2 separate regions of the Homo sapiens genome follow, and region 1 is linked to region 2. Evidence: read pairs that join two places in POLR2A ChIA-PET (ENCODE). Cell type or tissue: PC-9. All regions are shown on one strand. Links, peaks and the distances in the headings refer to the core of each region. The heading gives the core; the rest is flanking DNA. Region 1 overlaps MED1 (mediator complex subunit 1). Region 2 overlaps FBXL20 (F-box and leucine rich repeat protein 20).

What was found. ChIA-PET counts read pairs that join two places held together with the same protein. Peaks named below come from ENCODE experiments on the same cell type or tissue, not always from the same donor. Only the 100,000 strongest peaks of a DNase experiment are listed, where the experiment ranks them.
Region 1: POLR2A ChIA-PET joins it to region 2 with 10 read pairs; 7 of 35 experiments call an interaction of 5 or more read pairs at or near these places.

Annotation. Positions count from the first base shown.
Region 1 is chr17:39,433,195-39,449,124 of GRCh38, forward strand. MED1 (mediator complex subunit 1) reads right to left here. Exons shown (of 17, transcript NM_004774.4): 2 at 14,604-14,710; 3 at 10,356-10,434; 4 at 7,429-7,483; 5 at 7,192-7,324; 6 at 5,971-5,999; 7 at 1,055-1,126. Among named protein-coding and RNA genes, the nearest start is that of MED1, 10 kb to the right of the region's middle. In PC-9, for the core only: no CTCF peak of the experiment used is centred there; no DNase peak of the experiment used is centred there.
Region 2 is chr17:39,276,516-39,284,515 of GRCh38, forward strand. It overlaps FBXL20 (F-box and leucine rich repeat protein 20), which reads right to left. Exons shown (of 15, transcript NM_032875.3): 8 at 6,214-6,340; 9 at 4,874-4,948. Among named protein-coding and RNA genes, the nearest start is that of MIR548BC, 17 kb to the right of the region's middle. In PC-9, for the core only: no CTCF peak of the experiment used is centred there; a DNase peak (open chromatin) is centred at 4,686; H3K27ac peaks cover 782 bases.

The DNA of each region.
Region 1 (15,930 bases), core at 4,917-12,916, 160 kb after region 2:
TCCATCTCAAAAAAAATTATAATAATTAGCCGGGCGTGGTGGCGCATAGCCGTAAACCCAGCTACTCGGAAGGCTGAGGCAGGAGAACTGCTTGAACCCGGGAGGTGGAGGCTGCAGTGAGCTGAGGTCATGCCACTGCACTCCAGCCTGGGTGACAGAGCGACAATCCGTATTTAAAAAAAAAGAAAAAAAAAAAACATTTTAAAACATTAATTCTTGACTGGACCTCAGGTGGTCCACCCACCTCAGCCTCCCAAAGTGGCCAGGATTAAAGGAGTGAGCCACTGTGCCCAGCCTAAAACATTAATTTTTAAAATAAATTTTTTTTGTTACTATATATATATATATATATACACACATATTTTTTCTTTTTTTTTGAGACAGCATCTCGCTCTGTCAACCAGGCTGGAGCACAGTGACGCAATCACTGCTCACTGCACCCTCAAACTACTAGTTTGAAGTGATCGTCCCACCTTAGCCTCCGAAGTAGCTGGGACTACATGCACCCATCACCACCCATCTAAGCTGTTGCTGTTGTCTTTCTGCTAGAGACAGGGTCTCACTATGTTGCCCAGGCTGGTATTGATCTCCTGAGCTCAAGAAATCTTCCTGTCTTGGCCTCCCAATGTACTGGGATTAGAGGCATGGGCCACTTTGACTGGCTTCACTACTATTAAAGCCTATTTTTAGCACTTCAAAGCTTATTTTTATCTCTGTTTTAAAAAGCCAAATACGTTAATAGAATCCCAGGTAGGTTAAAAATAGAATTAAAGCCAGTTCCACAGCAACTAATTCCTTTCAGCCTAGAAATTGGAATGTTGGACATCTCAAAGATTATATTCTGTCTTCCAGCATTATGATCGATTAATGCAGGTGCTGCCTATTGAAGATATCTTTGAAAGGCCCAATGTTGGAAGCTGAGCTACAGATTGCAGTATAAGTAGAAACTAGGAGTGACAAACAGCAGAAGAGGTGGCAAATTTCTAGGCATAAGGTGGCTTATAGATTTATACTGATTTTTACAAACAAAAGCAAAAATATTAAAAATACTTACTTGTCCCCTGGAAGGTTATACAGATTAACAAGGCCCTTAAGGTGCTTAGAAAATTCATCAAAATTTTTTTCCCTATAAGGAGTTCAGGGAAGAGGGGAAAGAGAGGAAAATAAAACATAAAATTACTACTCAATCTTACAACAAAGTGCCAAAAATCACAGCTATATAAAACTGATTTTAATAATCAGCTTTAACCATTTTCCTCAAAAGTTTTCTAGCATCAATGTAAAGCAGCAAAAGAAAAGAAAATATTTTCCTTTGTCTCCCTCCTCCATTTTTTCTGGAGAAGGTGCTAATAAGCAGTGTGAAAGTTAAAAGGAAGGTGGGCAAAATCTCTTTACCAGGTGTTTTATTAGCTCCCAAGCAATGAAACCTGATTTAAATCAATCATTAACAACTTTCCTTTCTTTTCCCTTTTTATTAATTTTTTTGTAGAGACGGGGTTTCCCGATGTTGCCCAGGCCAGACTCTAACTCCAGGACTTCAGCAATGCTCTCACTTCAACCTCTCACCTTCAACAACAGGTGTGCACCACCACACCCAGCTCCTTTCCTCCAAATATGTAACTGAATTTGGATGTCAACAAAAATAAAACTTTTGATTGCAGAGATAATAAGAAGAAAATAAATTAGGAAGGGCCAGGCACAGTCCTCGCGCCTGTAATCCCAGCACTTTGGGAGGCCAAGGTGGGTGGATCATGAGGTTAGGAGATCGAGACCATCCTGGCTAGCATGGTGAAACCCCATCTCTATTAAAAATACAAAAAAAAATTAGCCGAGTGTGGTGGCGGGCACCTGTAGTCCCAGCTACTCAGGAGGCTGAGGCAGGAGAACAGCATGAACCAAGAAGGCGGAGCTTGCAGTGAGCCGAGATCGCGCCACTGCACTCCAGCCTGGGCAACAGAGCAAGACTGTGTGTCAAAAAAAGAAAATAAATTGGGAAGACACAACACTTGTGGGTATACAGCAACATGAGAGCAAAGATGAGAGGGAAAACAAATACTAGGACAGAGATGGAGACCCAGAGAAAAGGTAGTGGGTACTCTCGAGGCAAAATACCCATTAGAAAATATTGCTACGACCAGATCTACCCTAGAAAACATAAACTACTACCGTGACCTCTGGCTTTCTAGGACCCAATATTCAGGCTTCGATTGTCGGACAAATGGGCTTTTGTGGATAGGTTTAGGAATCCAATACATCTCCACAATTCTAACTCTTGATATCTTTTTTCAAACTTGAAAAAAAAAGCTCTCTGGAAAGCTAAACTGCCATGACAATGTCAGACACTTGAGCAGACATTCTGTGAGCATTTACTGAGCACTTACAGTCAACAGTGCTATTAAGACAGCAAAAAGAAACGAGTAGCAGCAAAATATATTCTTTAACTTAATATTACCATCTATACTAAATGGTAATATCAGGTAAAAGTCAACATTATTTCTTTTTTTCTCCTTTTCTTTTTTGAGACAGAGTCTCACTCTGTCGTCCAGGCTGGAGTCCGATGGCGATGGCACGATCTCAGCTCACTACAACTTCCACCTCCTGAGTTCACGCAATTCTCCAGCCTCAGCCTCCTGTGTAGCTGGAATTACAGACGAGCACCACCACACCCGGCTAATTTTTTGTATTTTTAGTAGACATAAGGTTTCACCATGCCTGGATACTACAAAAATTAGCCGGGCATAATGGCAGGTACCCATAATCCCAGCTACTCAGGAGGCTAAGGCAGGAAAATCGCTTGAACCCGGGAGGGGGAGGTTGCAGTGAGCCGAGATTGCGCCACTGTACTCCAGCCTGAGCAACAGAGTGACACACCATCTCGAAAAAAAAGGCCGGGTGCGGTGGCTCACACCTGTAATCCCAGCACTTTGGGAGGCCGAGGCGGGCAGATCACGAGGTCAGGAGATCGAAACCATCCTGGCTAACACGATGAAACCTCGTCTCTACTAAAAATACAAAAATTATCCGGGCATGGTGGCAGGTGCCTGTAGTCCCAGCTACTCGGGAGGCTGAGGCAGGAGAATGGCATGAACCCAGGAGGCGGAGCTTGCAGTGAGCAGAGAGCACACCACTGCACTCCAGCCTGGGCGACAGAGCAAGACTCCAACTCAAAAAAAAGAAAAAAAAAAAAAAAAAAGCTTTTGCACACACACATACACAACTTATTTCCTCAATGTGAACACTCTAAGACATCCTCATGTGGTGCCTGAGAACTTCGCAATGCTCAAAACAAAGTGTATGTAATAACTTCCTTAAATTCCCCAAAAGTCTTAACTCTGAGTTTAAATTTAAGTACAGAAATTTCCACTCAATTAAAAGAAAAGTGAAAAAATCCACTATCTGCTAAAAGCGACTGTCTTCAAGCCTAGCACTTTTACTGTAACACACATGTACCTTCTAAATGAAACAATTTTTCCCAAAATCAAAGCGAAAAAGTTATTTTCATGGTATCATACTCAATTATCAAGCCTTCACTGATTCAATGATTACCTTCTATTTATTTTGTTCCACACATAATTCTTTATTATTTTTTTTTTTGAGACAGTCTCACTCCGTCACCCAGGCTGGAATGCAGTGATGTGATCCCAGCTCACTGCAACCTCCACCTCCCAGGCTCAAGCCATCTTGTGCCTCAGCCTCCTGAGTAGCTGGGATTACACGTGTGAGCCACTATGCTCAGCTACTTTTTTTTTTTTTTTGAGACAGAGTTTTGTTCTTGTTGCCCAGGCTGGACTGTAATGGCATGATCTTGGCTCACCACAACCTCTGCCTCCCGGGTTCAAGCGATTCTCTTGCCTCAGCCTCCCAAGTAGCTGAGATTACAAGCATGTGCCACCACGCACGGCTAATTTTGTATTTTTAGTAGAGACGGGGTTTCTCCGTGTTGGTCAGGCTGGTCTCGAACTCCTGACTTCAGGTGATCCGCCTGCCTCGGCTTCCCAAAGTGCTGGGATTACAGGCATGAGCCATCGCGCCTGGCCTCACATTCAGCAATTTTTGTATTTTTTGTAGAGACAGGGTTTCGCCAGGCTGGCTAGGCTGGTCTTGAACTCTTGGCCTCAAGTGATCTGCTCACTTCGACCTCCCAAATTGTTGGGATTATAGGCATGAGCCACCGCCCCCAGCTATATGAAATTCCTAAACCTAGATCACCAATTCCCAACCAGGGGTGATTTTGTGCCCCAGGGGACATGGTTGTAACAACTAAGGAGATACTACTAGCAACTAATGAAGAGGCCAGGGATGCTATTAAACATAATAGAATGCACCAGGCCACCCGGGAGCAAAGAATTTTCCAATCCAAATTGTCATTAGTACCAAGTTTAAGAGACCCTGGGATATCTTTCTGTTGGGAATCTGAATCAAAATAAGAAAAAAAAAATTAAAACTTAAAAAAACAGGGGCCGGGCACAGTGGCTCATGCCTATAATCCCAGCACTTTGGGAGGCCAAGGCAGGAGGATCACCTGAGGTCAGGAGTTTGAGATCAGCCTGGGCAACACGGTGAAACCCCGTCTCTACTGAAAATACAAAATTAGCAGGGCGTGGTAGCACATGCCTGTAATCCCAGCTACTCGGGAGGCTGAGGCAGGAGAATCACTTGAACCCAGGAGGCAGAGGATGCGGTGAGCCAAGATCACACCATTGCACTCCAGCCTGGGCAACAAAAGTAAATCTCCGTCTCACCAAAAAAATAAAAATAAAAATAAAAAAACAGAAAAGGGGCCAGGTGCTCAGTGAGCCGAGACCGCACCATTATACTCCAGACTAGGTAACAAGAACAAAACTCCGTCTCAAAAAAAAACAGAAAAGAAAAGAAAAGGGTCCAGCATGGTGGCTCACAACTGTAATCCCAGCACTTTGGGAGATGTGAGGTCAGGAGTTCAAGATCAGCCTGGCCCACATGGCGAAACCTCGTCTCTATTTTTTTTTTTTTTCTGAGATGGAGTCTTGCTCTGTCACCCAGGCTGGAGTGCAGTGGCACGATCTCAGCACACTACAACCTCCGCCTCCTGGGTTCAAGCAATTTTCTGCCTCAGCCTCCCGAGTAGCTGGGATTACAGGTACCCACCACCATGCCTGGCTAATTTTTTTTTTTTTTTTTTTTTTTTGAGACGGCGTCTTGCTCTGTCGCCCAGGCTGGAGTGCAGTGGCGAGATCTCAGCTTACTGCAAGCTCCGCTCCCAGGTTCACGCCATTCTCCTGCCTCAGCCTCCCTAGTAGCTGGAACCACAGATGCCTGCCACCACACCCAGTTAATTTTTTGTATTTTTTCTTTTTTTAGTAGAGATGGGGTTTCACCGTGTTAGCCAGGATGGTCTTGATCTCCTGACCTCATGATCCACCCGCCTCAGCCTCCCAAAGTCCTGGGATTACAGGTGTCAGCCTAAATTTTATATTTTTAATAGAGATGGGGTTTCACCATCTTGGCCAGTCTGGTCTTGAACTCCTGACCTCATGGATCCACCTGCCTCAGCCTCCCAAAGTGCTGGGATTACAGGCGTGAGCCACCGCACCCAGCCACCTAGTCTCTATTAAAAATACAAAAATTAGCTGGGCATGGTGGCACACACATGCAGTCCCAGCCGCTCTGGAGGCTGAGGCAGGAAAATCGCTTGAACCCAGGAGGCAGAGGTTGCAGTGAGCTGAGATCGCGCCACTGCACTCCAGCCTGGGCAATAGAGCAAGACTCCATCTCAAAACAAAAACGAAAACAAAAAAACCCTGGGATAGAGTAGGGTGAAAAGCTATGCTATGTCAATTCAGGACGTGATTAAGTATAGACTCTTAAAAATCTTTGCCCAAGAAAATAAACTTGTTCCTGAGGAGAATAACTTCTGACCAGTCTTAAAAGCCAGCTGTAAAGAACAGCACTGTCTGTCAATATCAAGGAATATAAATCGTATTTGCTCACCTTAGCTGCTGTACAAGCTCCGGACAGCTCTGAAATCAAAGAAAATTATGTTAAAACATTAAAACTACTTTAGCAACTTTGAAGATATCAAAAGCCTTTCTCTTTTTCTATAGCACATGTTTTACAACAAAACCATTAAAACTACAGATGGTCCTCATATTAAAATATTAAAAAGCATCTTCTTCCTACTTGGTGAACCACAGGATTAGGGTGAGAAATTTAAAGTCAAAGCATATGAAATAGTTTTTAAAAGAATCTACTTTCAGTAGCTTGTTTAAAACATTAGGAACTCTAATGCCATACATGGAATTCATATCAAATTATCTGGTTACACAGATTTTACATTCATCTCTATTACATAATTTTTCAGATCATCTGTTCTTGATTATAATCTCTTTGAAGGTAGTAACCCTGAGTCATTTATTTCTGTATCCCCAGCACCTATTGTTCAATCGTGGCTCATGTTTGTTGATATGAAATGAAAAGGGTTCCTGCCGGTGCAGTGGCTTATGCCTGTAATCCCAACACTTTGGGAGGCTGAGGCAGGTGGATCACTTGAGGTCAGGAGCTGGAGACCAGCCTGGCCAACATAGGGAAACCCCGTCTCTACTAAAAATACAAAAATTAGCCAGGCATGGTGGCACACACCTGTAATCCCAGCTACTTGGGAGGCTGAGGCAGGAGAATTGCTTGAATCCAGGAGGCAGAGATTACAGTGAGCCAAGATCATGCCACTGCACTCCAGGCGACAGAACGAGACTCTGTCCCAGGGAAAAAAAAAAAGAAAAAGAAGGAAAGAAGGAAAGAAAGAAAGAAAGAAAGAAGGAAGGAAGGAAGGAAGGAAGGAAGGAAGGAAAGAAAGAAAGAAAGAGAGAAAGAGAAAGAAAGAAAAGAAAGAAAAGAAAAAGAAAGCAAGCAAGCAAGCAAGAAAGAAAGAAAGAAAAAAGAAAGAAAAGAAAGAAAGGAAGGAAGGAAGGAAGGAAAGGGAAAAGGGTTCCTATGGTGTTTCCACTTGTTAAAGCCTTTGGATGATGTCAGAGATGGGACCCATATTTTCTAAATCCCATTCTATAGCTGTTGATTTTGTAGCCCATCACATCATCTCTACAGTGGCTCATGGAAAAACCTAAACCCAAGCTATTTAAACCCCAACAATTAATTTTAAAATTAATGTCCCTAAGTAAACCCCACAGATTCCAGTGAAATATCAACAACACATACCACAGGATTCTCCCCATGGTGAGCCACTTTTACATCACAAAGCTGTCCTGCAGGATCTAACTGCACTTCCACATAGAACATATCTGACGTGATGTAACATTCAGTGCCACTGGCACTGAGATGAGAGCCCAGTCTAGCAGGAACAAATCAAAACAAAAATTAATAGAAGACACATAAATAAAGCCACCCAAAGTTAACACTAAGTTAAACATTTCTGCCTACAGAAAGACTACTTACCCATTCTGTCTTGCTATGGACTCCAAACGATCAGTCATTGCTGGTAAAGATGTTACTATAAAAGGATGAAAAAAGGAGTCACAAAGAATGCTCCAAATGACTTAAATGATATTCTTTTAAGACAGAAAGATTCATCCTTCCAAAACCGTAAACATATTCAGTAGTTCAAATGCTTGTAATTTACATAAAGTTCACTGATTAGGGTTAGCTGTGGCCTATGCAGTACTAAAGGTCAAAAAAAAAAGATCTATTTGAAAAATTACCGAACCTTTCTCCTCTCCTGTTTTCATTACTCCTTATGTGGGACAAACTGCCTTTAACTTAAGACACATTTATCTGCTAATGATAGAATAAGGAAGATTAACATTAAAACTAACATTAAAAAAAACTCAACATTAACAACACCATTAATCACAACAGTCAAAAGGTTAAAACAATCCAAGTGTCCACTAGCAGATGAATGGATAAATGAAATGTATATACATAAAGAGGAGTATTTTTCAACCTTAAAAAAGAAAGAAATTCTAATAAATGCTTCAAAATAGATGAACCTTGAAGACATTACGTTTAGTGAAATAAGCCAGTCACAAAAGGACAAATATATGATTCCACTTATATCAGGTATACAGAGTAGTCAAATTCATAAAGACAGGAAGCAGAATGGTGGCTGCCAGGGACTGGGGGAAGGCGGGAATGGGACATTACAGAATGTAAGCTTGGGAAGATGAGTGAAGTTTTACAGATGGACAGTGGTGATGATTATACAATAATATGAATGTACTTAACGCTACTGAACTATACACTTAGAAACAAAGAAAATGGTAAATTTTGTTACCTATATTTTACCACAATTAAAACAGAAAAAAAGGCCTCGTGCGGTGGCTGACGCCTGTAATCCTAACACTTTCGGAGACCGAGGCATGCGGATCACAAGGTCAGGGGTTCAAGACCAGCCTGACCAACGTGGTGAAACCCTGTCTCTAATAAAAATACAAAAATTAGCCAGGTGTGGTGGTGCGCGCCTATAATCCCACCCTCTCGGGAGGCTGAGGCAAGAGAATCTCTTGAACCCGGTGGGGGCGCAGTGGTTGCAGTGAGCAGAGATCGTGCCACTGCACTCCAGCCTGGGTGACACAGCGACACTCTGTCTCAAAGAAAAAGAAAACAAAAAAAGGTAAAGAAGATAATACTCAGCTGAGACTGGGCAAAGTGGCTCACGCCTGTAATCCCAACACTTTGGGAGGCCAAGGCAGGCAGATCACCTGAGGTCAGGAGTCCAAGACCACCCTGGCCAACATGGTGAAACCCCATCTCTACTAAAAATCCAAAAATTAGCTGAGCATGGTAATGGGCGCCTGTAATCCCAGTTACTCAGGAGGCTGAGGCAGAACAATCACTTGAATCCGGGAAACGGAGGTTGCAGTGAGCAGAGATCGTGCCACTGCACTCCAGCCTGGACGACAGAGTGAGACACTGTCTCCAGAAAAAAAAAAAAAAACCCTCAGCTGAATTAGGTTCATTTCTGGTGGATCACAGTAAAATCTGTTTTTACTTTCATTATTCCCCAAAAATAGAATTAGTCATTATAAGCATGAATAATCAAGCTCATGACTTATATTTTACATTTGCTTTCCTGGAAATTTGCTCCATAAACACCGTAAAAATCTTTTTAGAGTTAAAATGTCCATCTTCTGGACAGGCATGGTAGCTCACGCCTGTAATCCCAGCAATTTGGGAGGCCGAGGCGGGTGGATCACGAGGTCAGGAGATCTATACTATCCTGGCTAACACGGTGAAACCCCATCTCTACTAAAAATACAAAACATTAGCCAGGCGTGGTGGGACGCGCCTGTAGTCCCAGCTGCTTGGGAGGCTGAGCCAGGAGAATCGCTTGAACCCAGGAGGTGGAGGTTGCAGTGAGCCAAGATTGTGCCACTGCACTCCAGCCTGGGTGACAGAGTGAGACACCGTCTCGGAAAAAAAAAAAAAAAAAAAAAAACTTCGCGAGTTGCTGTGGCTCGCGCCTGTGATCCCAGAACTTTGGGAGGCCAAGGTGGGCAGATCACCTGAGGTCAAGAGATCGAGACCAGCCTGACCAACATGGAAAACCCTGTCTCTACTAAAAATATAAAATTACCCGGGCATGGTGGCACATGCCTGTAATCCCAGCTACTTGGGAGGCTGAGGCAGGAGAATCGCTTGAACCCAGGAGGCAGAGGTTGTGGTGAGCCGAGATTCCACCACTGCACTCCAGCCAGAGCAACAAGAGTGAAACTCCATCTCAAAAAAAAAAAAAAAAAAAAAAAAAGTCCATCTTCTTATCGAGATTAATCAGAAATAAATGTGAAGGGAAAAAAAACTTTTCCCAGGTATCTTTTTTTTTTTTTTTTTTTTTTTTGAGACAAGTCTTGCCCTGTTGCCCAGGCTGGAGTGTAATGGCGTGATTTTGGCTCACTGCAACCTCCGCCTCCCCAGGTCACACTGTTCTCCTGCCTCAGCCTCCCGAGAAGCTGGGATTATAGGTGCCCGCCACCACGTCCAGCTAATTTTTGTATTTTTAGTAGAGACAGGGTTTCACCATGTTGGCCAGGCTGGTCTCAAACTCCTGACCTTGTGATCCGCCCACCTCAGCCTCCCAAAGTGCTGGGATTACAGGAGCGAGCCACCGCACCCAGCCTCCCCAGGTATCTTATATTACCCTTCATCATTTATCTTTTAAATCTCTATCAGCCTCCAAAACAGGATCAAAAATAAATGTTTCAAACTTTAGCAAAAAGATCATTCCAACTCCATAAATGAATGCAAGAGCAATATCTAATACATAAAGTTGACCTACCTCAATTTTTTACTTCTAGTTTAAGTATAAAATGGTCCTTCTTGAACTGGGGGTTTTGTGAAATCAGCATATTTCAAAAGTGTTCACAAACCTTTGAGAGCCTTCTGCAATGTCTCCAAACAGCTGACCAAATGTTGATGCCCTCCAGAACTCATCACAACCCTCTTCTCCTGTGTCAAGTGGGAAAACATTTGAGGTGAAAATTAACCAGGCCAACAGTGTTTTAGGTAAACATACACATTATCCTAGTAGTAATATTGCAGGACAGTCTATAGACTCAATATAGTCTATAGATTTTGTAGACTATATAGAGTAACACTGGTCTACAAGTGTTACTCTGTCCATCCATGCAAAATCCATATATATGAGTGTAGAAAAAGGTATTCCTCAGCCAGGCACGTGGCTCATGCCTGTAATTCTAGCACACTGAGAGGCCAAAGCTGAATAATCACTTGAGTCCAGGAGTTCGAGACCAGCCAAGGCAAGATAGAGAGATCCTGTTTCTATTTAGTCAAAAACAAAAAAGAAAACGTTGTATTTCCACATCTAAAACAAAAAAACCTTTAGAGAAATATTAGGAAGAATCAAAATGTAATACATGAGATCTGCCGCCTGTGGAAGTGACCACATGCTAAGATATAAACAGTTAAATAAGATGGCTCAGGAGATTTGGTAGTGTACAAATTTAACAAGGTGATTTGCATGTAATCTGAGAAACACAACCAAATTTTAAGAAAATGAGATTGACTCTAAAAAACAGAACATATAGGCTGGGTGCGGTGGCTCACACCTGTAATCCCAGCACTTTGGGAGGTCAAGGCGGGTGGATCACGAGGTCAAGAGACTGAGACCATCCTGGCCAAAATGGTGAAACCCCGTCTCTACTAAAAATACAAAAATTATCTGGGCGTGGTGGTGCACGCCTATAGTCCCAGCTACTCAGCAGGCTGAGGCAGGAGAATCACTTGAACCCAGGAGGCGGAGGTTGCAGTGAGCCGAGATCACACCACTGCACTCCAGCCTGGCGACAGAGAGAGACTCTGTCTCAAAAAAAAAAAGAAAAAGAAAAGAAACAGAACATGTAGTCCAGAAAAGGGACTTCCAAAGAACAAAAACTTAGCCTAGTTTGAGGCCGGTTGCAGTGGCTCACGCCTGTAATCCCAGCACTTTGGGAGGCCAAGGCGAGCAGATCATGAGGTCAGGAGTTCGAGACCAGCCTGGCCAACATAGTGAAACCCCATCTCTACTAAAAATACAAAAATTAGCCAGGTGTGGTGGTACGCGCCTGTAGTCCCAGCTACTCAGGAGGCTGAGGCAGGAGAATCGCTTGACCCGGGGATGCAGAGGTTGCAGTGAGCCAAGACCACACCATTGCACTCCAACCTTGGTGACAGAGTGAGACTCCATCTCAAACAAAACAAAACAAACAAACAAACAAAAAAAAACTTAGCCTAGTTTTCCTAACCCTATCCAGTGAAGAAGTTTCTCTCTGAAAAACATTCCAGTCCCTAAAAACGTGAACAGTTTTCTGGTATAAGGATAGTTTTCCAGGCTTTTCCATGTTGCAAATAAATCTATCTCACTGCTCTAATTCTCCCTTACAAAACAAAGTAATTTATTAATAATCTGAAATCTCTTGATTCTTGACAGGAGAAGAGGTGCTCTGGTCAATGAATACCAGTATTATGAAAACTGGAAAACTAAATGTTTTGTCATAAATTAATAAATAAGCATACAGTATGTCAGTTGTTGAAAACTCTTTTTTTTTTTTTGAGATGGAGTCTCGCTCCGATGCCCAGACTGGAGTGCAGTAGCATGATCTTGGCTCACTGCAACCTCCACCTCCCGGGTTCAAGCGGTTCTGCTGTCTCAGCCTCCCGAGTAGCTGGGACTACAGGCGCCTGCCACTATGCCCAGCTAATTTTGTCTTTTTAGTAGAGACAGGGTTTTACCTTGTTGGTCAGCCTGGTCTCGAACTCCTGACCTCAGGTGATCGACCCGCCTCAGCCTCCCAAAGTGCTGGGATTACAGATGTGAACCACCACGCCCAGCCATGAAAACTCTATAAAATCTTGATGTACCAATAAAATTAGGTTTCTGAATCTGCAAAACTGAAAAGTAGACAAGCAAAGTCATGGTGACCAAACCAAGAGAGTGGTACCCAAAGAGAGGGCCTTATTAGCCACCTGGAATCCTTCTATCTCACAATGTCTCTCTAATGACAGTATCATTTACAGAACATATTTCAAGCTAGAATTTGGTTGCCTTAAGGAATAAAAATGACAACCTGGGCCAGGCACAGGGGCTCACACCCGTAATCACAGCACTTTGGGAGGCTGAGGCAGGTGGATCACAAGGTCAGGAGTTCAAGACCAGCCTGGCTAACATGGTGAAACCCCATCTCTACTAAAAATACAAAAATTAACTGGGCATGGTGGCGGATGCCTGTAATACCAGCTACTCAGGAGGCTGGGGCAGGAGAATCGCTTGAACCCAGGAGGCGGAGGATGCAGTGAGCCAAGATCCCACCACTGCACTCCAGCCTAGGTGACAGACAGAGATTCCATCTTTAAAAAAAAAAAAAAAAAATGAATCCGCCAGGCACGGTGGCTCACACTGTAATCCTAACACTTTGGGAGGCCAAAGTGGGTGGATCACTTGAGCCCACAAGTTTGAGACCAGCCTGAGCCACAGAGTAAAAACCTATTTCTGGCTAAGCGCAGTGGCTACGCCTGTAATCCCAGCACTTTGAGAGGCCGAGACGGGTGGATCACGAGGTCAGGAGATCGAGACCATCCTGGCTAACACGGTGAAACCCCGTCTCTACTAAAAATACAAAAAGTTAGCCGGGAATAGTGGCAGGGGCCTGTAGTCCCAGCTACTCGGGAGGCTGAGGCAGGAGAACGGCATGAACCCGGGAGGCAAAGCTTGCAGTGAGCCGAGATCGCACCACTGCACTCCAGCCTGGGTGACAAAGCGACACTCCATCTCAAAAAAAAAAAAAAAAAAACGATTTCTACAAAAAATATAAAAAACTAGCTGGGCAGCCGGGCACAGTGGCTCACGCCTGTAATCCCAGCACTTTGGGAGGCAGATCACGAGGTCAGGAGATGGAGACCATCCTGACCAACATGGTGAAACCCCATCTCTACTAAAATACAAAAAATTAGCCAGGCGTGGTGGCGTGTGCCTGTAGTCCCGGCTACTCGGGAGGCTGACGCAGGGGAATCTCTTGAACCTAAGAGGCAGAGGTTGCAGTGAGCCGAGATCGCACCATTGCACTCCAGCCTGGCCACAGAGCAAGACTCCATCTCAAAGAAAAAAAAAAAAAAACTAGCTGGACATGGTTACATGCACCTGTTGTTCCAGATACTAGGAGGCTGAGGTGGGAGAACCACCTGAGCCTGGGAAGTTGAAGCTGCAGTGAGCCATGATCGCGCCACTGCACTTGAGCCTGGATGATAAGACCTGGTCTCAAAAAAAAGAATGAATCAAAAATTCTACTAGTACAGGCTGGGCATACCTAATCTGAAAATCAAAAATCTGAAATGCTCCCAAATCCAAAACCTTTTTAGCATTCCCAATGATGCCACCAAGGATTTCACACCTGACCTCACATAACAGGGTCATAGTCAAAATGCAGTCAAAACGGCTGGACGCGGTGGCTCACGCCTGTAATCCCAGCACTTTGGGAGGCGAAGGCAGGTGGATCACCTGAGGTCTGGAGGTCAAGACCAGCCTGACCAACATGGAGAAACCCCGTCTCTACAAATAATATAAAAATTAGCTGGGCGTGGTGGCGCATGCCTGTAATCCCAGCTATTCGGGAGGCTGAGGCAGAAGAATCACTTGAACCTGGGAGGCAGAGGTTGCAGTGAGCCGAGATCGGGCTATTACAACCCAGCCTGGGCAACAAGAGTGAAACTCCGTCTCAATAAAAAAAAAAAACAAAAAAAAACTTAGTTTCACACACAAAAGTATTAAATATATTATTAAATATGTTGTATAAAATTACCTTCAGGCTATATCTATAAGGTGTTTATGAAACATAAATAAATTATGTGTTTAGACTTGGGTCCCATCCCCAAGATATCTCATTATATATTTGCAAATATTCCAAAATCCAAAACAATCCAAAATCTAAAACACTTCCGGTCCCAAGCATTTCATATAAGGGATATTCAACCTGTAGTATAGATACAATAGACTCCTAAAGTTGAAACCACCATGTATTCAGATGTTTTATGAAGATAGTATGAACACATCTACATGGGGAGCTTAGCGTATTAAGAATAATTATCTAAGCAAAACACTTTACCCACTTCACCACAATCCTTACCATGACTTGACGCACAAGCTTAATGGTTTCACTCCAGGGTCTATTTTGGTTAAATTTTGCATGGAGCCGTTCCAGGAGAGAACTCATCTTACTCAGCTTTTCTGACTCTATGATTTAAATCAGAAAACGTTATCAGTAACTGTTCTATCAAGACCATCCACAGTTTTCCTTGCAAAATAAATTCCCACACTTCATCACAGTAAGAATTCAGTTAAAATATTTTCCAAAATCATTTTACTTCAAAACATCCAAAGAAGACATTTTTAATGGCAAGATGACACACAAGTTATGGGTCTGATGTAAGGAATACCATACCACTGGACTGTTATCTATCCACCTTTTTTTTTTTTTTTTTAAAGACTAAGTTTCACTCTTGATGACCAGGCTGGAGTGTCAAACCCTGTCTCTACCGAAAATACAAAATTAGCCAGATGTGGTGGTGCATGCCTGTAATCCCAGCTACTTGGGAGGCTAAGGGAGGAGAATTGCTTGAATCCAGGAGGCAGAGGTTGCAGTGAGCCGAGATCACACTATTGCACTCCAGCATGGGCAACAGAGCGAAACACTGTCTCAAAAAAAAAAAGAAAGAAAAAAATTAGCCAAGCCTCCTGGCATGTGCCTGTAGTCAGTCCCCAGCTACTCTGGAGGCTGAGGCAGAAGGATCACCTCAGCCTGGGAGGTCGAAGCTTCAGTGATGAGCCTTGATCACACCACTTACTCCATCCTAGGCAACAGAGGGAGACATTGTGTCAAAAAAAAAAAAAAAAAAGTTATTGAACTGGGCTAGAGAGGAAAATTTAAAAAAAAGAAAAAAAATAAATGAAAATGCTGGCTGGGCGGAGTGGCTCACGCCTGTAATCCCAGCACTTTGGGAGGCCAAGGCGGGTGGATCACCTGAGGTTGGGAATTCGAGACCAGCCTGACCAACACGGAGAAACCCCATCTCTACTAAAAATACAAAATTAGCCGGGCTTGGTGGTACATGCCTGTAATCCCAGCTACTCGGAAGGCTGAGGCAGGAGAATCACTTGAACCCAGGAGGCGGAGGTTGCAGTGAGCCCAGATTGCGCCACTGCACTCCAACCTGGGCAACAAGAGCAAAACTCTGTCTCAAATAAATAAATAAATAAATGAAAATGCTAAAAAGACAGCAATGAACAAACTAGACAAAAACTCCTACTTCATGAAGTTTCCATTTTTACACTTGTTGTCTCCTTGCACCCAAGGAGTACATCTTTCTTTTCTTTTTTTTTTTTAAGACAGAGTATCACTCTGTAGCCCCAGCTTGAGTGCACTGGCACAATCAAGGCCTATTGCAGCCTCAACC
Region 2 (8,000 bases), core at 1-8,000:
AAAATTAGCCAGGCGCAGTGGCGGATGCCTGTAATCCCAGCTACTCGGGAGGCTGAGGCAGGAGAATCACTTGAACCTGGGAGGTGGAGGTTGCAGTGAGCCAAGATTGTGCCACTGCACTCCAGCCTGGGCGACAGCCTCAGCCTCCCAAAGTGCTGGGATTACAGGCGTGGGCCACCACGCCCGGCCCAGGTACAAATATTTCATAAATAATATCTGGTTGTTTTCTAACCAACTGAGTAATTTGTTGCACAATAAGCCACCTCACATCAAAGATGTTATATTTTTAGAAATATTACAAGCACACATGCCTACAGTCCCAGCTACTCAGGAGGCTGAAGTGGAATGATCGCTTTAGCCCAGGAGTTCAAGGTTAGTCTGGGCAACATAATGAGACCACCCCCAACTCCCGTAAACAAAAAAAAGGAAAGTTACACATAAACATCTCAACATGGTGGATACTATCAACTCTTCAATTTGTCCTCCAGATTCACTAATTTTGTGTAGGCCTAAAAATAAAAGCTCTCTTCTTGTCTCTGTTTAATAGTCATGTCCATAAATTACAAGGACAACTGAAAAAACAAAATCCCACAACTTTTAATATCCACTGCTTAAATCATGCTTTCAATATCATGTAGCTGACACAAATATAGATTAAAAAAATTGGATGCTAAGGCAGATACTAATGAGGATCAAGTAATGAGATACTAACACACGTGGAGGCAGCTAAAAAAGTCCCACACAAACATGATGTATTGTCTTTAGACTATGATAGCCGAGATGTAAAGAGGGAAGTAAGAATCAATACACATGCAAATTTAGCAGGCCAAAGATATTTGTGCCACACAATATTAGAAAAGTACCGTAGGGCTGTGCTGCCCTTTCCTTTGTATGTTATAAGAGAGTACTGAGGAAGAAAGATGAGTTAAGTCATACTGTCAGTACTTTAAAAAATTGTAGGCCAGGCACGGTGGCTCGCGTCTGTAATCTCAGCACTTTAGAAGGCTGAGGTGGGCAGATCACTTGAGGTCAGGAGTCTGAGACCAGCCTAACATGGCGAAACCCCGTTTCTACTAAAGATACATAAAATTAGCCAGACATGGTGTCACGTGCCTGTAATCCCAGCTACTGGGGAGGTTGAGGAAGGAGAATCGCTTGAACCCAGGAGGCAGAGGTTGCAGTGAGCCAAGATCATGTCATTGCACTCCAGCTTGGGCAACAAGAGCAAAACTCCGTCTCAAAAAAAAAAAAAAAAAAAAAGTAAAATTTACTAAACTTTTATGTTTTTCAAATCTGTCAAGAAAATGAAAGCATCAAAAATGTACTTTAATCACCTCAATAATTTTGGGCAGAGCATGAAATCTCATGAATGCTGAGAATCATTTTATCACGCTGTAGGGAAGAAATGACTCCTGTACTAAGATTTGGGTGAAGGAAAACAATAAAATACACATAAGATAGAATTGGTTCTTTACGTTCACTGTGATTCCTGCCTGCTGGAAGGATGAAGAAACACCAAACTAAACCCACAAATGTACATATTTATGTCTATATGTGTGTGTATGTAATGTGTATGTATAGAGTGTGTAAATATATGTGCATATATATGTGCTTATACATACAAACACACACACTTGTTTTTTGTTTTGAGACAGAGTCTCGCTCTGCTGCCCAGGCTGGAGTGCAGTGGCGTGCTCTTGGCTCACCGCTACATCTGCCTCCCAGGTTCAAGTGAGTCTCCTGCCTCAGACTCCTGAGTAGCTGGGATTACAGGCACACACCACCACACTTAGATGGTTTTTGTATTTTTAGTAGAGATGGGGTTTCACCATATTGGCCAGGTTGGTCTCGAACTGCTGACCTCAGGTGATTCACCCGCCTTGGCCTCCCAAAGTGCTGGGATTATAGGCACGCGCGTGTGTGCACACATACACACGAAGCTCTCCAGGAATAGTTTTTCTTTGGCATTTTAAGATAATGATTTCATGTTTACAATAACTGTGGTTGATCTCTCAGGAGTAAACATTCCAGTCTTTTTTTTTTTTTTTTTGAGATGGAGTCTGGCTGTGTCGCCCAGGCTGGAGTACAATGGTGCGATCTCAGCTTACTGCAACCTCCACCTCCTGGGTTCAAGCGATTCTCCTGCCTCAGCCTCCCAAATACCTGGGATTACGGGCACACACCACTACGCCCGGGCTAATTTTTGTATTTTTAGTGGAGATGGGTTTCACCATGTTGCAGGCTGGTCTCGATCTCCTGACCTCAAACGATCCACCGTCTCGGCCTCCCAAAGTGTTGGGATTACAGGTGTGAGCCACTGTGCCTGGTCACATTTCAGTCTTAAAAATGAAATCATGGCCGGGTGCAGTGGCTCATGCCTGTAATCCTAGCACTTTGGGAGGCCAAGGCCGGCAGATCACTTGAGGTCAGGAGTTCTAGAGCAGCCTGGCCAACATGGCAAAACCCCATCTCTACCAAAATTAGCCAGGCATGGTGGCACGCCCTGTAATCTCAGCTACTCGGGAAGGTGGGGCAGGAGAATTCCTTGAACCTGGGAGATGGAGGTTGCAGAGAGCCGAGATCGCACCACTGCACTCCAGCCTGGGCGATACAGCGAGACTCCGTCTCTAAATAAATAAATAAATAAAATGAAATTAGGCAAATTCTGATAGTCAGCAACTATAGTAATCGGAATTGTAAGGAAGAGCCCAGGTAGCTCACGCCTGTAATCCCAGCACTTTGCGAGGCTGAGGCAGGCAGATTGCTTGAGCCCAGACATTTGAGACCAGCCTGGCAACATAGGGAGACCCTATCTCTACAAAAAAATTAAAAAATTAGCCAGGTGTGGTGGCACACACCTGTAGTCCAAGCTACTCAGAAGGCTGAGGTGGAAGGATTGCTTGAGCCCTGTAGTTGGAGGTTGCTGTGAGCTGTGATCATGCCACTAATAGTCCAGTCTGAGTGACAGAGTGAGACTTCACCTCAAAAAAAAAAAAAAAGGAACTTATCACTTTTTTCTTTGCCATGAGCAACTCTCACTCCAAGGCAAATACATTTGTAATTTTTAAGGCAAGAGAAAAAAGCTAAAGGTGTACTGTTGGCCAGGCACGTGGCTCACACCTGTATTCCCAGCACTTTGGGAGGCCAAGCCAGGTGGATTGCTTGAGCCCAGGAATTCGAGACCAACCTGGCCAACATGGCAAAACCCCATCTCTACAAAAAAAATACAAAAATTAGCTGAGTGTGGTGGCACATGTCTGTAGTCCCAACTACTAGGGAGGCTGAGGTGGAACAATCACTTGAGCCCGGGAGGTGAAGGTGAGCAAAAATCACACCACCGCATTCCAGCCTGGGTAACACAGCAAGACTCTGTCCCAAAAATTAGGCCATGGCAGTGGCTTACGCCTGTAATCCCAGCACTTTGGGAGGCCGAGGCAGGCAGATCACCTGAGGTCAGGAGTTTGAGACCAGCCTGGTCAACATGGCAAAAACCCATCTCTACTAAAAATACAAAAATTACCAGCCTGGCCAACATAGTGAAACCCCATCCCTACTAAAAATACAAAAAAATCAGCCAGGTGTGGTGACGGGCGCTTGTAATCCCAGCTACTTGGGAGGCTGAGGCAAGAAGAATCGCTTGAACCTGGGAGGCGGAGGTTGCAGTGAGCCGAGATCGTGCCTCTGCACTCCAGCCCAGGCAACAGTGCAAGACTCCGTCTCAAAAAAAAAAAAAAAAAATTAGCCGGGCATGGTGACACACACTTGCAATCCTAGATACTCAGGAGGCAGAGGTAGGAGAATTGTTTGAACCCGGGAAGCAGGGTTGCAGTGAGCCGAGATAGCGTCACTGCACTCTAGCCTGGGCGACACAGTGAGACTCTGTCTCAAAAAAAAAAAAAAAAAAAAAGTAGCTGGGTGTGGCGTGTAATCCCAGCAATGCAGAAGGCTGAGGCAGGAGAATCGCTTGAGCCTAGGAGGTGGAGGTTGGCTGCAGTGAGTGCAGATCTCACCACTACCCTTGAGCCTGGGTGACAGAGTAAGACTTTGCCTCAAAATAAATAAATAAATAAATAAATAACAAAATAAAGATGTACTGTTAACATTCTAGGTGCCTGAATAGTTTCAGCAAATTATCTGAGTAGAATTCAGGGGTTTTGGGGTAGACACAAAAAAGCTGATAGTTTGAACAAGACAAAACGCTAAATATAGATGCTACTTGAAAATAATTTGACGAGTATATATTGCTCATCATCTTATTTATTTTTTTGAGACAAGGTCTCACTCTGTTGCCCGAGCTGGAGTGCTGTGGCATGATTTCAGCTCACTGCACCTCAAGCTCCCAAGCTCAACTGATCTTCCCACCTCAGCCTCCCAAGAAGCTGGGACTACAGGCACACACCACCAAACCCAGCTAATTTTTGCACCTTTTGTAGAGACGGGGTTTTGTCATGTTGCCTAGGCTGGTCTCAAACTCCTGGACTCAAGCAGTCTGCCTGCTTCAGCCTCCCAAAGTGCTGGGATTACAGGCATGAGCCACCGTGCCCAGCTTGACTGCAATTTTAAATACTAAACTTGTGAATCATTTACATTTTAAAAGTAGACAGTTTTTTTAAGTATGTAAGAAAGGGGTGGAGCTACAGTTAGTTCATCTGGAATTCTGCATAAGCTAGCTACCTCCTATCTTATCTATGCCAAGGCCCCTAGGAATGAGTATTGTTAAGCACGTCAAAAGTCATCTGTGTGTTTACTTTGTCACTAGGGTTGTGGTAGAAAAACAATACTGGTCTTGATGACTGAAGCTCTTAAAATAGCTCTTAAAAATTTTAATGAAATGAATTACTAAAACAGAAGAGTTGTGAGAAGGGATGTTTACCAAGCAAGTCTGCAAGTTCAAAGTCACCAGTTCAGGGCAGTGTGCACCTATGTACTTGAGAGCTTCATCTTCTAGCTAGAAAGATTAAAAAGTAAGAAAAAAATGATTATTGACATTGTCTCAAAGGAAAGAGATTTAAGAATGTACACATTCATTCATACATTCTAATACAGCCAACCAAGTTTCGAAGGAACAATGAATCAGAAAATACGCTATGATCATATAACAGTATAATTCTTATTATGATTCTCAGTATTTTTAAAATCAGCTTTGACCACATTCAAATTCACATAATCATCAAATCAAGAACAAAGATGAAGTAAACACTGCCTAGTTTTTATGGGTTTTACTTCTGATAAATTAAATATACCTGACAGCATTTTACTGAGGGCCCATGAAACTAAAATAATTTTCAAACTTCTACACACCCCTTATAAAGTTTTTTATAAACAAACTTTGAGGAAATACAGCCAAGAAAGGAATCCAGTGTTCATCTCCCACTGGAAGATAGGTGCCATGCTTACAGTGCTGAGAACAGATGGTAAGTAACTGATTATAATGATACATTCCAATCAGTATTTTTCAGGATTCCTTAAATAACCAGAAGCTCAAGCTGTTGTTTTAAGGCAGTCATACATCTGAAATTCTCTTTCAAACAATGGAACCCCTCTCATCGTGATAAAAGAATCAGGGCACTTTTAATGGAATCCAAGTTATGGTTTTAGTAACCATTAATAAAATAAAGTAGAGCCTAGCCTTAGTTTGTCAGCCACAATTTAAATCCACTCATTTCTTTCCAGAGGCTAACTAATCAATTCTTTTTTTCACTATAAAACACTGAGATAGTAAAATTTTTAATGACAAAATATGTTGGATTTGTAATGTGACTGGCAGGAAATAAGCATCAATACTATAAAATGCAGGTTGCTGTACACTTGGCATATTTAAGAAACACTGGTGGTTAAAAAACAAGTGGAAATTGCTAAGACTGCCTTCTTTGCCTATCCAGTTCAAAGTATCAGGCAGTGACAACAAGCCAAGTTTTCTTTTCAGCACAAATTAAACTGCATGGAACTCTTCTTGACCATGGTGTATCTTTAATATAATCTTAATTTACACTTTGTCTCCCTCCTCCTCAAGTTTATTTTTGGTCAGATGTTAATTCTTCTCATTCTTTTATCCTAAGGAAAACACTTTAATTTTTGGTAAGCATTTGTCTTTTGTCAATAATACACACAACTAACCTTTCCCTCCAGACAAACATCTTGGGGCTGTCTATAAAGAGCTCATGATTCATTCACGATTCTTCCGAATTTCACGAGCCCTACATGGAGTATTACCTGCGTGCAGCCTTTTAAGAATAAGGCCTTGAGACCCCCACAGCCCCTCACTAGTGCTTGAATGCCATCCTTGGTTACTTGGTCACACCAGGAAATGTTCAACTGCTCCAACAGTGGACATCCCTCACTTAGGATAAAACAAAATAAGAGAAACATATCACTAAATCCAATTCCAAAAACACCAACGTCTCAATTTATTGGCTATTTAGTAAAGGAATGGAAACATTCCCATTTTTTCCCACAAGAAAAAACATATTTACCTAATGTATATTTAGATTTATCGATGTGGTATTCACATGGGACTATACCATTAGCAGGAACATCTAAAATCCAGCTTAACCAACAAACACAAAGCATTATAATGTTTTTCAGATTTATATTCCTTTTGTACTTATCACATATCTCAAAGCTCTCTAGACAAAAAATGGAAATTAAGTGATTTATTCTAGTTTACAGAGTAATTAATAAAGAGCTCTGATTCAAAACGAGATTCTCCATCGAGCAATGCTATTACTGGTTGAGTATCCCTTATCTTAAATGCTTGGTACCAGCAGTGTTTCAGATTTCAGATTTTGCAATATTTGCATTATACTTACATAGCTGAGTATCCCATATCTGAAAATCTGAAGTGCCCCAGTGAGCAGTTCCTTTGAGTGTCACATTGATACTCAAAAAGTTTGGGATTTTGAAGCATTTCAGATTTTCTTTTCTTTCTTTTTTTTTTTGAGACAGGGTCTCGTTCTGTCACCCAGGCTGGAGTGCAGTGGCGCCATCAGGGCTCACTACAGCTGTGACCTCCATGGCTCAACTGATCCTCCCGCCTCAGTCCCTCAAGTAGCACCCAGCTGCATTTTGGATTTTTGAAACGGGGATATTCAACTCACAGTACCAAAGTAGTAATGAAGCCTTTTAAACTTTTATTTTAAAAAATTACAAAGGCCCTGTGTATTTCCTTATCTGAGATGTTTCTAGAGTACCGCTTTTGTAGGCTGAATTTAGGATATCTTATGTCCGATCTCTGCCTTCAAAATACTAGTTTCATTGTTGATTCCATCTACTCTTAATAGTTTAGCTTCATATTTGTATTATGGATGAATTCCAAGTTTTCTATAATATTCTTCAGAAAAACACTCCATAAATTGTTTGAAATATTCCTGCCTGCAGAAAAGATCCAGAAGATAAAGCCATGATATCAAGTTCATTCTCCAATATTAATAGTTTAACTTCAGGCAAATGACTTTAGGAAGCCTGTCTGAACCTCTCTTAGTCCAAGATTAGCCCCATAGCTCTCTGTTTTCCCAAAACTGATGTACTCATTCCTACCATAGCATTTATTCCACAATAACAGTTGACTGTGAGCAACTTAAGGGCAGCAATATCTTACTCGGTTACATCTCATGGTTGCATCACAGTACCTGGCAGTCAACAGCTTTCTAGATTTTCTTAGCTGTAAAATGACCATCCACTCTACTTCACAAAGCTTTTAAATAAATAAGATCATTTATGTGAAAATATTTTATAAATGATAAAAGTTGTTATATTATCAAGTTTATTAGCCTACACAGCAAACCGTCTTAGGTACATGTGTTCAATATTCACAAAGAAGGTCTAAAAGGAGCCACATTTTAGATTATTTATACTCTACTTAACTAAATTTGTATTTTTTTCTTGAGATGAGGTCTCGTTCTGTTGCCCAGCCTGGAGTGCAGTGGCACGATTACAGCTCACTGCAGCCTCAACCTGCTGGGCTCAAGTGATCCTCCTGCTTCAGTCCCCTGAGCAGCTGG